2 separate regions of the Homo sapiens genome follow, and region 2 is linked to region 1. Evidence: chromatin contacts called from ENCODE Hi-C or POLR2A ChIA-PET data. All regions are on one chromosome and are shown on one strand. Each heading gives the region's core, a stretch centred on a gene start or an enhancer-like site at or near the end of the contact. The rest is flanking DNA. Distances are from core to core; before and after follow the strand shown.

Region 1 (6,934 bases), core at 3,754-6,253:
ATACACTCTCACAATGACCATACACTCACACTCACACATTCTCACACACACACTCTCACACTTACACACATGTACACACTGACACACAAGCCCTTTCTCTCTCACACACACATACTCACACCCAGTTGAACAGACAGGGGCTTCCATACTTTAAGAGCCTAAATAGGTTGGGCGCGGTGGCTCACTCCTGTAATCCCAGCACTTTGAGAGGCCGAGGTGGGTGAATCATGAGGTCAAGAGATCGAGACCGTCTTAGCCAACATGGTGAAACCCTGTCTCTACTAAAAATACAAAAATTAGCTGGGGGTGGTGGTTTGCACCTATAGTCCCAGCTACTCGGGAGGCTAAGGCAGGAGAATCGCTTGAACCCGGGAGGCGGAGGTTGTAGTGAGCTGAGATCGCGCCACTGCACTCCAGCCTGGATGATAGAGCGAGACTCCATCTCAAAAAAATTAAAAAAAAAAAAAGAGCCTAAACATGAAGGAGATATTTATGGGGGAAGAGATATTTGCTTCGCAAAAGGATTTGCAACAGGGCTTCTTTCAGTAATAAGAAACCAAAGTGCATTGAAAATGGAATTTGATTTACAAAAATGTGATTTATCTGCAAATTTTCAGAAGCCCATGCCTTGTAGGGTATGGATGTGTGCTTGCAAATATGCAGAACTTGTCAGTGCCTCTCTCCATGTAGTTGGGGAGAGGGGCAGGGATGTCAGATGGAAATCCTCGCCAAGTCTGCTGACTACACACTCAAGGGTCTGATGGCAATCTAGCTTGGATGGCCACAAATACCATCTCCTTCCGCACCTCCAGCTTGCAAAGGGGAAACTGAACACTTTATCCTCAAGGCTACCACGATCCAAAAATTCAAGGTGTATTGTCCTCAAAAGGTCCTCATCTCCAAATTCTTTCCTTTTATCCCCTAACTCACTAACCAGCTCAGCCTCCAATGGATGTTTTGAGTGGGGTTAACTAGGAAAGATCTTATCAATTATCTCAGCTGACTTCTTCATTGATGACTGATGAAAAAAATGAGGCAGGAGCCTGCCCCAAACCAGCACCTACTAGACCCTGTGCCGTCCAGCCTTCATCCTCACCAGGCATCCCCATATAGTTGTACAAGGCCAAAGCCAAGAGAAAAGGCTCTGGGCAGCACAGTCCCACTGTCCTGTCTCTTCCAGCCCCATGCCTCCCTCCCTCTCCCTGCTTCACTCCCCTTCTTTCCCTGCTGGAAGTGAACAGATGAGTCATTTGAACTTTAGCTTCCTAGACTGCTCTTCTGGATGAGTTTGGAACTCACTCTTTTTGGTTAAGGACACCATCCACTAATTAACACCCCCAACCCTTAGGAGACAACTCCTGTGCTGGACACTAAACTAGGGTCTCAAAGGATTGTCTTGGTAACGCCTTAAAGGAACGGACACCTAGGGACTTGAAGACACACCAGGGAGTAAAATTCAGGTCTCTGATAATTTCCAGAACTTGTTCCAGCAGACAAACGGACTCTTCTTCAAATGTAAGCTCCTTTCTTGTAATAACAAGAAGGCTGATCAAAATAGCAAATACTTATTTAAAGAAAACCACAGCAGATGTATATGCCAGCTATTGTGCTAAGCCCTTTACATATGTGAACACATTCCATCATCGCCATAATGCTCTCTAAAGGAAGTACTATCATTACCCCTCAGAGGCCCAGAGAGGTTCGGTAACTCCCTCAAGGTCACACAGCTAGTAAGTGACACAGGAGGGAATTGAGTTCTGACTCCCTGAGCCCTGCAGACATCTCTATTTCTGACCTCAGATCCTACCAATCTTCCCCCACCACCCCCACCCTCTTCTCTCCAGCTACAAACACACCAAGCCCATTCTCCACAAGGCTTCTGACTTTGCTGTTTCCTCTGCCCGGAAGGCTCCACCTCCAGCTCATCCTGTCTCCTCAGTGGGGCCTTGCCTGACAATCCCATCTAAAGTAGCGACTGTGGTCACCCCCACCCTCACCTACCCTTCATTTACTAGGCATCTATCTGCTGTAATTCCATCAGCATTCCTCACTACCTCAAATGATCTTATCTGTTGGTTTACTGATTCCACCACAACGAAAACTGCAATGTGTGCAGCGATTCTTCCCCCTCCTTCACTACTGTGCACTTTCATCTATAACACCTTGGCTTGGCACAAAGTGGGCATGCAATAAAGACTGATCAAGGAGTGCTCTATTCACAAACCAACATGCACACACACTCACATGCACACACACTGCACGCTGGCGTGTGCATGGGAATGCATTCACATTAGACCACAGGCAGATGTCAAGTCAGTGATACAGTCCTCTGCAGTGTAACACCGATAGAAGTGGTGAGGCCAGACTGACATAAATGGGCTTTCTAGCAGCCGATGCTAAGAAACAGAATTCCTCTGAGGACAGATCCATAATTACCTGGCCTGGAAGACTGCAAACAGAAAATAGAGCCTCTGTGTAGGAGCCCCAGCATCTCCACCACCTGGTCCAGGCCTTTTGTGTTGGTTGCCTGGAGAAATGGAAGATGATTAAAAGGTGTGAGAAACTGGCCCCTTCAGAGTCCTTGGAAGGGGAGGGCGCTAGACCAGTTGCTCTAGTTACTGAATTGAGCTTGCTAAATATAGCTGGGTCACACATGGGGCACTGAGGAGGCAGGTCTGAAATCAGATGGGGTGGAGGGAGCTTCCCAGTTCCCTGCCCCATGCCTTATACCACCACCCCAGGCCCAGTTTGTAGTGAGGGGGTGCCCTTGACATGGAGGTGGAGAAAGAGGGAGAAGCAGATGCCTAAGCTTATGGTTGTTCTGATCCAGTGCCTGCCCAGAGCTGGGCATTCCATTCTGAATGGCAGATATCTGAGGTCAAGGTACAGCCAAACTCTAGCAGATAGGACACTTGTTCTATGATACTCAGGCTTGATCAATTTCAATGCTGCTCAAAGCCTTCGTGTGTGCATTTGTGAGTGTGGTTCATACAGTAGGAGGGGCAAGAAGGTCAATATGTAAATATGATATCTTTATAGAGCAGAAGCATGTGGGTGTTGGTGAGAGCAAAACTCTGGAGCTGTCACTAGTGGCATAGAGCTGGATGGGGACTACCTCTGCAGCCCAGCAGATTCCCAAAGCTCCTCCTTCCACAGAAGAAGATTCCTAGAATCATGTAGTAGGTGGAAAGGGCTGAGAAAAGCTCTCCATAGCAGAGGGCCTGTGGAGCCCAAGCCCTCTGAGACATTTGGCAAGCCAGGGTGCATGCCTCTGGAATCACCACACTGCAAGGTGCCCAACATGCCCCTCCCCCTTGTCCTCTTGGGCAATCCCAGCCTTTGGAGCTCTTGGTTCCAAAAGCTCTTCCCTAGCCCCAGGTGATGTTCCCCTGGACTCTTAGCCAGAAAGCCTTGGAATGGTCCTGAGAGCACCCACTGTGGTGGTCTGAGATTCTCCTTCTCAGCTCATGAATAACCATCCTACCCAGGCCTTCTACCAGCCCAGAGACCTTGTCTGTAAAATGGGAACTACAATGACCTCTTCAGAGGTTATTCTGAGGGTGAAATGAGAAATGGCAGTAAAACGTGTACAAGTCCAGTAGCAAAGATGGCATTAGAATGTTTGCTATATTTTCTTTCTCTCTTCTCTTTGTGTCTCTTTGGATTTTGTATTTCCTACAGGAAGGAGATGTGGCCAAACTGTGATGTTGCTTCCTACCTCCTTAAACTACCCTAAGAAGCTTCCTTCTCCACCCCTACCTCTAGTGAAAGCCCTCACCACTTCCCATGTTGTTGCATATGGCAGGATTTCCTTCTTTGCTAAGGCTGAATTCTACTCCGTTACATGTATATTCCACTTTTCTTTAACCGCTCCTTCGTTAATGAACACCAAGGTTGCCTCCACATCTTGGCTGTTGTGGATAATGCAATCAACATGGAAGTGCATGTCTGAGAACCTGATTTTAATTCTTTTGGATGAATACCCAGGAGTAGGATTGCTGGATTTCACTTATATGGAGTATCTAAAATAGTCAAACTCCCAGAAGCAGAGAGTGGAATGGTGGTTGCCAGGGACTGGGAGGAGGGGGAGATGGAGAGTTGTTATTCAATAGGTACACAGTTTCAGTCATGCAAGGTGAATACATTCTAGAAATCTGCTGTACAATGTTGTTGTACATTGTTGTAGTTAACAATAGCTTATTGTACACTTAAAAACTTGTTAAGGGAGGAGATCTCAAGTGAAGTGTTCTCAATACAATAAAAAAATCATCAAAATCACAATGCCCCATTCTGCTGGTTTCTGTGAGGGAGGCTGATTGATCTTGCTGCCTAGTTGGGGACAGTAAGCCGGGCTATACCTGACACTATATTGCATCTGTGTTGCTCTTCCTGCTGCTGCCTTTGTTCCAGATGTCTCCTGACTTTCTTGTTCTTTCACAAGAATCAAAGCCTGTGATTATTGGTCAAGCAAGAATACAGGGCAGGAGACCACCTCACCCATCCAAAGAAATGCATGCAGAAAAGCCATGTTTTCTAATTGTGGGGAGCCACCACCTGACCCTACCCAGGCTCCCTCCTTCCTGTCTTATACCATCTGAGCCCCAGGTACCTGTAGAGGGATCTGCTCATAGGACCTGGGGCCTAAGTTTCTGCCCCTCCACCACCAGTGTCTAGTCTCCAACTTCAGTGGAGAGGGAGAGCTAGGGCACCTAGAGAAAAGCCCCATCGCTGCCTCCTTTCTCAGGGTGAGGTTCTCATGACTGCTCACTGGGAAGGACTGGGATGTGAGCTGGAATCCCAGTATGAGGAGAAAGTGTGCCCCCATACTCCTTGCTCCTTCTTTTCCTTTCCTTCCCTTCCTGAAGCTCAGCTGTGACCCTCCATTTACGTCCATGGGGGGAAGCTCTTTACCTGGGCAGGCCCCCTGTTTCTCAGCCAAGTGTCCCAGTACTGCCAGCCCTGTCTTGAAGTTGACCCCAGAACATCTTCTCCCATGGTTCAAAGGGCCTGGGCAGCCACTCTTGTTCCAACAGAGCCACCCTTGCATCAGGGTGGGGAGAACAGGGTTCTTGAATGAAGGTTTTATATTGTATTTCTTACTGCTTGAAGTTGTACTTGGGGGTGAAGTGGATTAAGACAAGAGTTTATTGTTACTTTCCACTACAACCAGGTGGACTGTACCTGAGAGAGAAGCGGGATGAGAATAAAAGGGAGGGACTCCCATCTCCCCTAGAGGAGCGATGGCCTCCTGTTACCCTGCAGGCTCCCTAGAGCAGAGCTGTGATTTGCTGGGAGTGGGGACCATCTTCTTATGCATAATTATGTTTTGCAGAGGGGGTTCTAGAACACTAAGGAATGGCTTCTTCACCACTGGCACACTGGGCAAGGCTGGGGAGAGCTATGGGGTATGGTTTCCCTGCTGTGGTTTATTGGTAATTGTACCAAGAATAGTGGAAAGGATGACTCTTGGGTCACAGATGACTGTGGCAGCAGTGCCATCTTCATGTGGGTGGGGAGGTGACTCCCAGGGAATTGGGACCCTGTGCTTATGTCGTTTATGTCTGAAGTTATATCAAGGGCTCTTGGATGCCTTTCAGTTCACATTTGGGACAGTGAGGCTCAATTTCCTGCTGGGCCTGGGGGAAGTAAGCAGCTGGCCCCACCTCCTTAGAAATTTTCTCCAGTCTAAGCCCTGACTCATAGCTGGTTTTTCCTTTCAAATGATGACCACAGCCCACTCTGGATGCCAAATCTGTCGGTTCTCAGGGATCTAGGAGGGCAAGAGTGGATCTGGTCAACCTGGGGAAGACTCATGGGGGACAGGCAGGATTTCCCACTCTCCCAGGCCCTGGATGAACTCTGATATTCAACATGCCCAGTATTACTGAGGAAAATATTGGTACTCCTTAGCACAAATATCTCACAGAGAATTCTAACCTCAGATAAGGAAGACCAGGCTGGATGGCCTCTGAAATACTTGCTGTGCCAGTTCAGTGATTCTAGAACCCAATATGCCCAATGTTATCATTAATATGCTGCCATTGATTACAATGTGCTCAGTGATGCATATAATTAATATAATGGAGGCCGTTAGCACTTCCACTTCTCCAAGTCTGTGTTATGCATTTAATTACTTTAGCACTTCACAGTTTATCAGTATACCATCCCCTGAGCTAGATATTTCTCCAATGCCATTTTACAAATTAAGGAATTTTACAAATTAAGGTCATAGAATAAAACCCCACCTTCCTCACTCACGAAGAGACAAGCAGCTTCCCCCTATCTAGGCTGCTGAAGGACCTTCTTGTTCTTCCCAGGCCACCACCCTATAGCCCACACTGTTTGCCCTCCCCCACAAGCTCACACAACCACATCCCCGAAACTCCAAAGGAGTTTGCTCCCTCAGGCCTCCTTGGTCCTCAGAAAAAACAGTCATTCTTTTTTTTTTTTTTGAAGGTGTCTCGCTTTGTTGCCCAGGCTGGAGTGCAGTGGCGCAATCTCTGCTAACTGCAACCTCCGCCTCCGGGTTCAGGCGATTCTTCTCCCTCAGACTCCTGAGTAGCTGGGATGACAGGCGCGTGCCACCACGCCCAGCTAATTTTTGTATTTTTAGTGAGATGGGGTTTCACCATATTGGCCAGGCTGGTCTTGAACTCCTGACCTCGTGATCCTCCCGCCTCATCCTCCCAAAGTGCTGGGATTACAGGCGTGAGCCACTGCGCCAGGCCACAACAGTCATTCCTAACTGGATGGAAAGCTAATTTCTTCCCCTTCAAGGCATTAGTTGAGCTTCAATAAATGAGACAAGCAGGTCTGAGAACCACTAAGAGCACCCGTGAATTCTTCTGGCTGTAAGAACTACCTTGGACTGAGTGATTTTCTGGCCAATCCATCCTTGCCCAGGCGGTGTGTTCCTCAGAGTCACAGGTACCTG
Region 2 (7,672 bases), core at 4,504-7,003, 230 kb after region 1:
AGTAATCAATTCTACCCATCCAGAAATCTTCAATACCTTTTTAGAATGACAAGGCCTTATCTTACAGTCATTGTTAGGCATTTTTAGGAGGTTCCAGGAGCTCAGAAAGTCAGAAATGCCTTTGCCTTCACTGCCATCATCCATTGCTCTCTCACTAGGTACTGAGACCCTGGTATGGCTCATTCCCCAAACTTCTCCAAGTCCTGCAGGCTGAGTGGCCACATTTCATATGTTTTGGGGACCAGAGAGAGTCATGTAATATCAAGGCCTACTTTACAATTATTCTGAAGTAGGAACCTCCACAGACCCTCAGTATTAGTTGGGGGACCCCCTGGCTTCTTTGACTAAAGCCGCCTTAACAGGAGAATGAAAAAGAATGGGGTAGCTGGGAACAGAGTACTACTTTTGGAGAAAAGGAATAGGAAGTGAGTCCCTGGGAAGAAGAAATGAGAGGGCCAAATAGACTTTGCATCCCCAGGAAGTTTATTAGAGATCTGGGTTAAGGCAAGAGGGAGCCTGCTCCTCTGTGTTGTCCTACACCAAAATGGGGTAGAGGAAGGGATGTGTTGAGGGGAGAGGACCCAGGCAGGAAACATGGAAGGAAGAGGGGTTCAGAGATGCTCAGCTTTCTGCTTCTTTAGGTTGTTTCTGGGCACGTGAACTGTAGCTTAGCTCCTGCTGGTGGGTGAATTAATATAGGACATGCCAATAATAAATGCAGTGAAATCTAAAGAGCCCAACTTATTTTGCAATCTCGTATGTTTTTGGGGCTGCCCTGTTAATATTGGAAGGTTGCCAGGGAGGCCCCGGCTCTCCTGCAGACAATCCCAAGCAGGTTGATAAATTACAAGAACACAGTTTTGTTCTTTAATCCAGCTTGGCACAGTTTAACACCTATATCTTGTCTCTATAGTTCCAGTCTGTTCCTCAGGTTGGTCTGGTCTCCATTAGGCTTGGCCCTTGGAGACATTCAAAAAAGCAGGCCCAGACCTGTTCAAATCAAAGATGCCCTGATTTTCCGTTGCATGGAAGCCTTGGGTCTTCTCTTCAGGGCCCCCATACCTTCTATACAACCCTCAGTTACAACGTAAGGAAATCACTCAGAAAAAAAAAAAAAAGACTGATAAATCATGACATGGGTAGACTGTGTCCTTACTAAAACTTGCTTGGTGATTTGGACTCAATAGTTGAACAAGCTGAGCGGCCCAGAACATAGCTATTTTTGACCCTCTGTTCAAAGTTTAGCCTTGTGTTCTTGGGCAGTCAACCCAACACTGTCCCGACCTCCCATCTTGATAAAATGGAGATCCCTACTCAGGTGATGCTGATGCTGGTCCACAGACCACACTTGGGGTAGCAAGTTGCGAGTGGATCTGTCTCCCTCACTATCTTCTGGATTCCCCGTCTCACTAATCCACCTCTTCTAACTAACACTTACCTCTGTTAATTTTAAGACAATGCATCCTCAGTGGGGACAATATCGCCCCCAAGGGGGCAAAAATGTGTGCTTGGTGGGGAGGCAAAAAAAGAGAACTTAATCTTTTGATATAAAAAGTACAGATATACATATGTATATAGTGTATATATAGACATATATATACACTATATACATATATAGTATATATACACATATAGTATATCTGTGGTATTAAAATGTATGGGAGGGTGTGATTAGGAGAAACCCTCCAAAAATGCTTCTACCAAAAATGCTGCCCATGTGCCCCTTCCTAGCTTCCTGTTACCAGTCCCACCCAATTATGTGAACCACAACTGCCCTGTTTCTGCAGGTTCTTAACACCCCTTTTCTCAGAAGGCACAGTGTCCACCTGCCTGGCCTGTAATCACTGGTTAACTGCAGTCCCACATAAAACTGACCCGTGAAAGTCCACCTTTAGTGCCCTGATACCTGAGTATAATTATATTTGACATTTTAGTGACAGTCTTAAAGAGAAAGGGTCACAAATATAGCTGTGAGTGCTAAAGGGCTTGTCCAGTTTACAAAGTGCAGTCACACATGCTGCTGTGCCCTTCCAACAACCCTGGGGGATGACCATTAGCATCCTGTCTCATCAGTAAGAAAACCAGGCCCCTCTCTCAAATTGGATGTATCCCTCCCGCTACTACACAGATAGGACCCAGTTCAATCACAACCCCTGCCCAGGCCCCACAGAGCTGTATCCATTCACTTTACCTGGGCCTCACAACATTCCTCTGAGGTCACCCTTGGGGGAGTGGGCAACAGAGTCAAAAAGAGAAGACTGGGTGCTGGCGGCGGTTGGGGGGGTATTTTACATTCAAACCTCAGACAGGAAAGGGTGGCTGGTGATACTTGTAAAATGCAGAGCCCCACTTCCTGAGCAAATGTGCATGGCCATAAAAATCCAAAACAAACAAGAGAAAGGGAGGGAAGCAGGTGCCAGGGCCCCAGAGGTGAAATTTGCTCCTCAACCATCAATTCTCAAAGTTTTCTGGAGGGCTTTCTGGAGCCTTTTAACAATCAGCTTATGTCTGATGGCATCAAACCCTCCTGGCAGCTCCCTGGACAGGGGGAAGTTGGCTGTACTATCCTCCATGTCTCTGAAGAACTCTCTCTCCCTTCCAACCCTCCCTGTTTCCACTGAAGACTCTCCCAGATCTGAAAAGCGGTTTGGGGACTGCCAGGAAAACATCAGGTCATAATACATCTATTGGGTACATGCTATTATTTTATTTTACCAGGTCAAAACACAAAGACTCACATTGTTAACCAAGATATGGCAGAGCCAGAATTTGAACCCAGGCCACCCAAGTTGAGGTTTCATTCCATTATATGACAACTCTATCCCTTCAATAAGTTGGACCCTAAAACTCCACCCCTACCCAAAGGAAAATCACAAAATACTCAAATTGTTGTTGCTCTTGTTCAGAGTCCAATTCCACTTGGCCATCCCAGGTTGTTTATTGCTATATGTCTCTGCTTCCAGTCTAGCAGCCTCCCCCATCAGACTGTGAACTCCCTAGATGCTAATATCTACCTTAGGAAAGGGGAGTTTCTGAAAACAATTAATTCCAATTTCACTTCTCCACTGTCCCTGGGTAGACAGACCCCACGCCAGGAGCTTATAAGCCTCTATACATCCACCCTGCAAAAAAGGAGAGCAGAACCTGCTCAACCCCACAGGCTGAAGAGGCTTGGCAAACTGGCACTTGGAGGCCAGAATCCCTGTTTTTTTTTTTTCCTTTGGAGCTGAAGCAAAGATAAGAAGAGCAATTCCTCCTTCAGTCAAAGAAGGACTCAGTTGGCCAGAAGGCTGCCTGGTTTCCCCGGTGGCCCCACCCACTCTGACTGCATTTTCTTCCCATCTATCTTGCTTCTCCTCCTCAGCCTCACCTCCTGGAAGCTCCCAGCTCACCCTCTCTCAGGCCAGACTCCCCAGCTTCTCACGTTTCTGGGCCTGAGCAAAGAACTGGCACTTCACAGAAGAAGGAGCCCTGAACCCCAGCCTCCAGCCCACAGCAGGCAGGCACCCAGTTCTTCTAGACAGGAGATGGAACTGGGAGCCAACCTTCCAGAGGCTGAAACAGAAATGCCAAGTTTGCTGTTTGCATCCCCAGGATGAGGGCAGGAAGATAAATAATTACATTCCTGGTCAGGAATTAGACCAGAAACTCTAAATTGAGGGCTGGGCAGGGGGCCTGAGCAGAAGCATGTGAGGAGGCCAGAGGGAGATGCAACTCTGCACTCCCAGCCAGAGTCAGAAGGGAAAGATGACATTCCAGCATCAGCAGAAGGGCCCAGGCAGCTGGCATGGTCGGCGGAGGATGACGGCTCCAAGTGCAGGCCTTTTGGAGCTTCTGAATCCTCCCTACAGGACTCTGACCCCCTTCAGCCTCTGATGTACCCCACAAGGAAATGACACTACCCTCAGGGCTCTGCTGTGTGTGGCTATATAAAGCTCCTGCCAGAGGGCAGCGACCAGACCAGGGCACAACCCCAAGACCTAGTTCCCTTGCTCCCCACCTTGAGTTCCAAATCGGCCCCCACACAAGAATAACAGCCCACATAGAACCTCTAGCCCTGGCCCCTGGGAACTTCACAGCCCAGGGAATGGCAGTTTCCTCCCTAGCTTTGCTCCTCCCCAGCAGCAGGGGGTCAAATTCCTGAAGCTTCCCCCTCCCCCAGTACTAGAAGGCCAATCAGGCCATGGAGGCCACAGCTGCCACCTCCCTGAAACATACACATGCGTACACACACACACGCGTACACACACACACACACACACACACTCCATTGTGGCCAGGGGAGGGGGTCATCATCTATAGCCATGCCTGTAACTCCAACTCAAGAGTGCAGGCTCTGACATGTTCCCTGTCCCTGCAGGTGTCTGTCCGTCTGCAGCTGTCTGCTGTCGCCGGGTGCATTTGGCAACAGTCTGGCTCAGTCCCTCTGCGGTCTCCACTCAGGCTCTCTTCTCCCTCCTGCTCTGGTTTTCAGAGGCTCTATCTCCCTAGAACTCTCTGTCTCTGTCCTTTGTACCGGGCTGATGGGAAGACGAGTAGGACACCTCCCTCAGAAGGTCTGTGCAAAGTAAGGCACTGTCCACCTCGGAACGGTCTACTGCTCTCCCTCCTCCCTGCCCAGGCCAACCTTAGAACCAGGGCAGGGCTGGGTGGGAGACAGAGACCTAGGAACCCAGGCATGGCTAATGCCACTTTCCATATTGCTTCATCATGCCATTCTGATGCCCCAAGCTGCACACACACACAATCCCCCTGATCTGCTTTCTGCCTGAGGCCAGCATAGGGTCCCTGAACCTGCCCTACCTGCCCCCACAAACTGCAACCATGCCTTCCTTCCTCCCATCCGCTCTGCATCAACCCTTCCGCACTTGGCTTTACCCCACCCCACCCAGTCCACAGAGCTCAGGGAGTCCCCGGCGCCCCCACCTAGCCCCCAGCAATGGCTCTAGCCAGGCCTTGCATGTGCGGAGATGCAACAGAGTGGTCTGGCGGCAAAGTTCTCCTGCTGTTTTCAACGGTTCCATCCACCCGTGGCTCCCCGTCTCTCCATCCGGCTCTCCAGTCTCACATGGACCCGGCTCTCCCCGCTCCCCGCCAGAGTTTCACCCCCACTGTAGGAAATAAAGACTAAAGAAAGGAAAGGAAATCTCTCGCGATAAGGATGGGCGAAAAGAGAAGGGGGTGTCCGCATGAGCACCTAGGATGCGGGGAGTCTTCAAGAGAAAAAGAAAGGGATGCAAAGTTCCCGGTTCCCTCGGGTGCGTTCAGCCCCGCGCCGAGCTCCCGCGGACACCCGGGATCGCAAAGACGCAGCGCCGGCGACCACTCACCTGGGCGAGGCAGCATCTACCCCCGGCTGGGTGGCACCGAGGCCGGCTCCGCGGGGCGCCCGGGCTCCCCGGCTCGGCCACGCATCCTTCCCCGCCCGAGACAGACTCGAGCTAAACCCTCCGGCGGCTCCGGCGAATGCAGGCAGATGGTGGCCTCGGACGTCCACGCGGGGAAAGCCCTGAGCCGCTTATTCAGTTATATCCATGGCATTTAGCAAGAAGAAGGGGGGAAAAGCACAACTTGTTCTCTTCTCTTCCAGATTAAAGAAAAATAATAATAATAATCCCTCCCTAGGAGGATGCCGGTAGGATTTTCCGGATCGAAGAACCCCAGGCATTCCCAGGAACCTCGGGCATCTTGGAATGTGGGGTGTCTTCAAGTTCAGACGAGCCTGCCGGGTTGTGTATGTGTGAGTGTATGTGTGTCTCAGCGAGAGGGAGCCAGGCACTCACACCCACACGCACACACAAACACACTCCCCCGTACTCCCCGCATGCACACTGCCCCCCACGCGCGCGCGCATACGCGCGTACCCGGTTTCTCTCTCCGCTCCACACACACACACACACACACACGCACACACACACACACACGGATCACACGCTCCAATCTGGGAGGGAGTCGGGCGGGCTGCGGAGACAGCGCAGGGCCAGCAGTGGAGAAAACCCAGCGGCCAGAGGCGCCCAGGAACCCGGCGGCCGTGCGCACCGTCCCCGCCGAGCTCTCCGGCGCGGCAGCCCCCAGTGGCGAACCGCGGAGCTGCAGGAGCCGAAGGCAGCCTCTGCGCCCGCTGCCCTGCCCGCTGCCGAGCGCACCCGCTTCCGAGACGACCAACACCGCCGCGGAAACCAGAGGGATTCACGGTCCTGGCAGGGGTGGCGCGGGGACGCACGGTGGGGCGGGAGTGGGCTGGGGCCGCAGTCGCGGAGGGAGGTGGGCAGGCCGCGAGCCCCGGAACCGGGAGGGCGGTCTCCGCGGTCCAGCGGCACGGGCAGCCCCTGCGGAAGGCGAGCCGGGCGGCCAGGGCTGCACCTCTGCAGCTGGCGACGGCGCTGCCACCTCACGTGCCTAGCGCGCCCTGCAGCCGTCAGCCCGCCGCCTGCTGGAGGAAAACCCGACCGCGCCGGCCCTAGGCTGGGAGTGGGGGCTGGGGCGATCGCGCCCACCCAGTCCTGGGGCCCAGTTCAGATTCTCGAATCCTGGTAAGGGACCTATGAATAACGAGCGCCCCGTGCACGCACACACACGCACTTTGACTTTTCATGATTATTACAAGAATCAGTGAAGGGTGCAGTGGCGCCAAGTGTTTGCACAGCATCTTTACAACTCTTCACTTGTTTGATCTTCTCAGCAACCCTCATTTGATGTATAAGGAAACTGAGGCCCAAAAGAGTAAAGTGACTTGTCCAAGGCATGTGGTAGGTAGCGGAGACCCTACTCAAAGCAGACTGTGAGCTCACAGTCAGAACACCCAGGTCTGGCCAAGGTCTCGTCTTTGGTTATCCTCTCGGTTCACTATAAACAACTAGTTACCAGAAAGGTAGGACCGTCCTCTGCCTTACTGGACTCCCCAAGAGGCATTTCCTTCCTTCTAAAGGAAATGAAATTTTGAGATTCCTGTTGGTACTCCAGCTGGTAAATCCAGGGGCAGGAAGAATGTCAATGTTGCAGTCCTTCTCTTCTCTCCTGGTGGCTAACACATCCCGTGCACCTGTCCCGGTTACCCACAGGGAGGCACATGTTGCATGTGGATGTGTCTCTGCAGCCCAGGATTGGCTCGGCTGGATACATCTGTAACATACGACCCTGTGTCCTCTCTACACACATGCATAACTGCAGAAGCCGAGGCAGCTGGTCCTCATGTGTGCACCCTCCACATGTGCACCCCGGGAAACTGCCAAACTGGCATGCTGCATATCCTTGAAGACAAGCCTCTCCCTGCAGGAATTCTGGAAAGCCTGGTGGGGGAGGGGCATGGCCAAGATGAAACTCAAGGTATATGGGGTGGGCCTTGGAGAGAAGGGATCTAACTCAGGAGCAGGGAGTGAGGGATAGAGGTAGGGAAGAGTCATGAGAAGGAAAGTAATGAGGAAGGAAGAGGTGAGTAAAAGGAGGTGTGGAGTAGAAACTGGGGAGGGCAAGTAGGGAAGAGGAAGGGGAAGGGAAGAAGGAGGGGAGAACAGCAGGGAAACTGCCTTACTCTTTGCTTACCTGAGGGCTTGCCTACTATTGGCGGGAGCTCCCAGGAAGAAAGGCTTAGGAAGAACCACAGCCTGGGCTCAAGCCTTTGAATTCTCCCAAGGGTTGGGGGCAGTGGGCTAGGTTATCTCCCCTAACCCTC

The links. Hi-C counts contacts between places; a loop is a spot of excess contacts on that map. ChIA-PET counts read pairs that join two places held with the same protein, here RNA polymerase II (POLR2A).
Region 2: a map of left cardiac atrium shows a loop between it and region 1 (2.1-fold over the local background). The contact joins the promoter of LRFN2 here to the promoter of LINC00951 in region 1. A Hi-C loop is called at or near these places in 1 of 168 maps with a recorded cell type or tissue (left cardiac atrium). POLR2A ChIA-PET finds 5 or more read pairs at or near these places in 1 of 52 experiments (H1).

Annotation. Positions count from the first base shown.
Region 1 is chr6:40,351,003-40,357,936 of GRCh38, forward strand. It overlaps LINC00951 (long intergenic non-protein coding RNA 951), which reads right to left and starts at 5,004. Exons shown (of 3, transcript NR_038887.1): 1 at 2,437-5,004.
Region 2 is chr6:40,581,611-40,589,282 of GRCh38, forward strand. LRFN2 (leucine rich repeat and fibronectin type III domain containing 2) reads right to left here and starts at 5,754. Exons shown (of 3, transcript NM_020737.3): 1 at 5,331-5,754. RefSeq lists silencers at 5,927-6,026, 6,117-6,186.